Regions from separate parts of the Homo sapiens genome. Here region 1 is linked to region 2. A link is an interaction called in ENCODE POLR2A ChIA-PET data of the cell type or tissue named here. Cell type or tissue: Panc1. All regions are shown on one strand. Region 1 overlaps SHOX2 (SHOX homeobox 2). Region 2 overlaps GFM1 (G elongation factor mitochondrial 1).

Region 1 (2,500 bases), 560 kb before region 2:
AGGAACAAAGATGACTCGAACCCCATCAAATGAAACGATATTTTCATTCAATTGATCGCAAAGTGTCTTCAATTAATAACTTGGCACTTATTTAAAAGGTTTAACAGAATTGGAGGCGACACATTTTGTACTGACAACACGTCATGAGATAACATCTTTTGTTTAAAATAACTTAATACACTAGAAAAAAATATGTCAAATATAAATAATTTTGTTTTCATGGAGAACAAATAGTTACAAAGCTCAACCGCATACCAAAGTTCAGTTAGAAGAGCTTTTCCTCTTTCTTGTAAATTAGAAGGTAAAACAAAAACAAAAACAAAACCCCACAAACTTAGGCTTGCTAGCGAATTGGGATACAGACTGGCTTAGTCCAAGGTATCCCAGTTTAAATAGCTACATGAATTGAAACAAACAACCAAAAGAAAAAAAAAAACAAAAAAGAAACAAACAAACAAAAAAAAAAGGTTACTTGAATAGATACACCTTTGTGAGATAAAATGCAAATGTTGAAAGTCAGTCCACACATTATAGTCAAAATAAACTTTGTTCGTGTGTATCAACATATCTTACACAAACCTAGTGCCTGTATCTAGCTGGGTGTTATTTAAGGTGAATTTGACGGGATAGAGAGGGGGAAATAAACCACTGTCTTCAAATAGGACTTCAGGAAACCAACAAGAAGGAACACAAGAAAAGGGGAATGGTGGGAACTAATACTGATTGAGCGCCTACTGTGTCTGGCACAGCGAGGCGCTGTACCTTCATTATTTCATTTGGTGGTCTTGTTTTCTTTTTCCTTTCCCCACATATTCTGCCCACCTCTGTCTTCTTAGGACAATGAGTGTAATTTTTTCCCTTTCTGACTTTTTTCTTTTGTTCCCCAGGATCAAAGACAGGGCAAATATATATATATATATATATATATATATATATATATATATATGGCAAATATATGATATATATATATGGATATATATATATCAATTTCCAGATACTTTTGGTATTGTTTTTCATAGTGAAGATGAAAATGGAGTGAGTGCATGGGAGATAAGGGGGTGGGAGGAGACACACCATCAATGGAATACAAGTAACATGCAAACCGGAATTTACTGTCAGCAGTCCAGACAGTTTTGCCATAATAATTTCTCAGAGAAATCATTGTCTGTGGCATTTTTTTGTGTTAATATTATTTTTCTCTCTCCTCGTTTTAATATTTTCTCTTTTCTTGCTCTTCCATACATGGTGGGTTTAAACTCAAAGCATCTGATTCAACGTAAAAGGAGGCCCGCCTCTCTCATCAAATTTCTCGTGTTAACGTGAACTTCGCAGAAAAAGGTCAGTTTCAAAACCTGTGAACTTCCCAGCTGCGCACTTTTTTCATCTTAGTTTTTTAAATAAGTATACCTCTTCTTTCTGCTTTGCCTTCTTAGCGCATTTTTAAAAACACACATTTAAGTTGGTAACTCCCCCCAGTCTCTCGAGAATCGTCTGGGTTGTTTTTCCATATTTTTAAATGTATAAAATACTTTAATTTTAAAATTTGTTTTTGCTCCTTGGTTCTCCAATTTCAGCTTCTGCCAAATAGCAGTTAAGAAATAAGTTCCCTTCCTCTTTTTCTCTCCCGTTTGTCTTTCGATTTTTTTGTTTGCTCATTTTTTCATTGTTAACAAGATTTTTTTTTCTATGCAAGAGTCCATCGTTGCAGCTTTGCGGTGAGCCAAACTCCGCGGTTCCAGCACTCCCCTGTCCAGTCTCTCTCCAGACTCCCCCAAACCCGCTCCTACAAAACCCAATTCTAGGCCCTCGAGTAGGAAAACGGGCAGGAGCCACGGAGCCTGCGTGCCTCGTGAGATCCCTGGTCCTGCGTGGAGTCTGGCTTTCCGAGTCCAAGATGCGATAGGGGACGAGGGATGGTCAGTGAGGCGGGAAGAGGGCCGGCTCCCGAGGTCTCAAAGGGGTAACGGAGAAGCAGCGGGGCGCGGAGGGCGTGCAGGCTGAGTGCCGCGGGACAGGCGCGACATTGGTGCTGGCGTTGGCGTCACAGACCCAGGGCTGCGGCGTGCTTTTTGGCTTTCAGTCTGAGATCGGCGATGCTGGAGTTCTTGCTGGTGGTCTTGGCGGCTGCTGCGGCCGCCACTACCGAGGCGGCGGAAGCCGAATCCGCGGCCAGCGTGGCGAGCGGCAGTCCGAAGGGCGGTGCTGGGAACATCATGTAGGGCGCGTGCGCGGCCAGGTGCGGATGCAGGTGGTGGTGCGCGTGCGCCACAGCGCTGTCCAGCTGCAGCTGCGCCTGAACCTGAAAGGACAAGGGCGTCACGTTGCAATGACTATCCTAGGGTGACAACAGAATAGAAACAGAGCATTAACGGCGTCCAGCTTGGCCAGAGAGAGAGTTGGGTTGTGTTTGGGCACGGGGAGAGGGCATTTGGCTGTGCATCTTGTTCCGACAGTGACCTTCTCAGCCTGTTGCTGAATCTGGGGTTCCACATGGATACTC
Region 2 (2,500 bases):
ACTCCTGACCTCAGGTGATCCGCTCGCCTCTGCCTCCCAGAGTGCTGGGATTACAGGCCTGAGCGACCAGCCCAGCCACAGAACTCTTACTCACATAATTTTCCACGTGATTGTCAGAGATTGTGTTTTAGATGTATAGCACACACCTACTGTTTCTAATAGTATCTTTGTTGTTTTTCCAAGTATACCTTTTTTTTGTTTTATATCTTATTGTATTAAACTTATGAAATGTTAGAAGGCAAAAGATACTTCCTTATTATGTAAACAACTTAAAAATTTTGTTCTAATGTAATAGCTTATTTCAAAGGAAACAGAAATGTCTTAGATTGTGATACCAAAAGGATTGATGAATAACAGCCATTTATCTTATCTGTGTTCAAAGCTAGTATTAGTTTATGACAATAAACTGAAATATGTAAGATAGATTACTAAAATTGGTAGAGAATACTTGGAGGGAGTTATGAAGCTTTCCTCAATACTTTGATTATTATGTTTCTTTTTATTCTTCCTGCCCTTACCCAATCTTGACTTCTAGGTAGGTCGATTTGGACAATTAACTTATGTTCGCAGTTATCAGGGAGAGCTAAAGAAGGGTGACACCATCTATAACACAAGGACAAGAAAGAAAGTACGGTTGCAACGGCTGGCTCGCATGCATGCCGACATGATGGAGGCAAGTACAGAGTCATTGTGAGATTAGAAATTCCTCTGATGTGGGTGAAATAGACCCTTCTTGGTATCCTGAGCCCCACTAGAAAATTAATTCTGGTTAAATATATGTTTCTAGTTTCTTTCTACTTAAATGTGTTGTAGCTCTGATCTAGCACTTTGCTATAGGATAAATTAGCAGTTGTTAACTCATTTTTTTTAATACCGCTAGTTGTGAATTAGCTATATTTTCTCAAGGGCCAAGGTTAAGGAAAGAGACAGTTCCCCAACACTCAGAATACAAGATTCAGCACTTTCCTCAAGAACTATTATTACAAAAAATGTAATAGGCATTTAAGACTGTGGAACTGTGATTCTTAAAGATAAGAGAATAATAAATTTACACAGTTTTCCACATTGTTTTATTTACCTTCTGAAATACGGCAGGCACAAAAGCCCTGTTTAACCCTAGAGCTTCTATTCCTGTTGTAGAACCCACTGCAGGACCATATTGGGGCCAGAATCCACCTGAAGATTTAAAAGCTTCAAGGGCTGATCTGGGAGATAAACTTTGACTTACGCCTTGAATTCTTGAGCTGGCTTGGAATCTGCTGTAGCCTTCTGTAGTCCTTATGGTTAGGCCTTGGAAGGAATACTGAGTGCCTGAATTTGTCCCCTACCCCCACCCTCTCCCAATCCATCTATATATTCCTGGAGAAATTTATCAGTTGAAGCAAAATCTTAACGAATTTTTTGGTAGCCATAACTTTTGTTTCTTCTAGAAGAGGAATTGTCAGTCTGAAAACCCGACAGCGTTGCTGTTTTGTGAGATAGGCAGCAGGGGGCAGGCTAAGTGATTGTCATAGCTGTTTCATGGACCAGAAGCTGGAAGATTTGTACAGCTGTGTCACCATTAAAGAAAGACATGCTTACTCACAGCCACAGCTGTTGTGAATGAACTGTCAATGTAAAACGACAAAAACTAGGAAGCTTGGAGGCACCAATGCTTTGTTCTTAGATTTCCTGTGTTTTCTTGACTGCTTGCATCTGTGAGAAATTAAAATTATTTTTAGTACAGTGGGCTCCATTCTCCTACCTTTGTTTTCAAAACTTCCTTTACAGGTTTCCTGTAAAGGAAGAGTATGTATGACAGAGTAGATCTCTGTCATACACAATCTCATTGTCTAACTGCGGCAACATATATAGTACATGCCTTTTTTTTTTTTTTTGAGATGGAGTTTTGCTCTTGTCTCCCAGGCTGGAGTGCAGTGGCGCGATCTCGGCTCACTGCAACCTCCGCCTCCTGGGTTCAAGCGACTCTGCTGCCTCAGCCTCCCTTGTAGCTGGGATTACAGGCACCCACCACCATCCCTGGCTAATTTTTTGTATTTTCAGTAGAGACAGGGTTTCACCATGTTGGACAGGCTGGTCTTGAACTCCTGACCTCAGGTGATCCACTCGCCTCGGCCTCCCAAAGTGCTGTGATTACAGGCATGAGACACCATGCCCCGCCAGTACATGCCTTTTAATTCCATAGAAATAACTTTAGAACCTTGAGGCACTGTGTTGTTAGTACTGCAGCTCCTTCAAGTAATGAGTTTTCTGTTTAAAGTAAAATCTTGTCTATTGATATATGGTTTAAATGAAGGCCTTTTAAAAATACGTCTTAGCATGGTTGATTATTGTATTGGTTCTAGCTAATTCACTATAGAATTCAAGCAGAGAGATTCTGCCACGCTTTTTTATATACAATGTGTGTACTGTACAGTTTACTTTTTAGTTACCACATCTTTATTTGTATTACTTGCAAATATAATTTTGTGTTATTTGTTTTTTTAGGATGTTGAGGAAG

What was found. Peaks named below come from ENCODE experiments on the same cell type or tissue, not always from the same donor. Only the 100,000 strongest peaks of a DNase experiment are listed, where the experiment ranks them.
Region 1: POLR2A ChIA-PET joins it to region 2 with 5 read pairs; 7 of 35 experiments call an interaction of 5 or more read pairs at or near these places.

The regions. Positions count from the first base shown.
Region 1 is chr3:158,095,986-158,098,485 of GRCh38, forward strand. It overlaps SHOX2 (SHOX homeobox 2), which reads right to left. Exons shown (of 5, transcript NM_001163678.2): 5 at 1-2,299. The coding sequence ends at 2,042. Among named protein-coding and RNA genes, the nearest start is that of SHOX2, 9.2 kb to the right of the region's middle. RefSeq lists an enhancer at 2,013-2,182. In Panc1, no CTCF peak of the experiment used is centred here; no DNase peak of the experiment used is centred here; H3K4me3 peaks cover 1,053 bases; H3K27ac peaks cover 716 bases.
Region 2 is chr3:158,658,387-158,660,886 of GRCh38, forward strand. GFM1 (G elongation factor mitochondrial 1) reads left to right here. Exons shown (of 18, transcript NM_024996.7): 9 at 536-673; 10 at 2,488-2,500. Among named protein-coding and RNA genes, the nearest start is that of LXN, 13 kb to the right of the region's middle. In Panc1, CTCF peaks have their summits at 1,470 (motif pointing right) and 1,756; a DNase peak (open chromatin) is centred at 1,515; H3K27ac peaks cover 1,438 bases.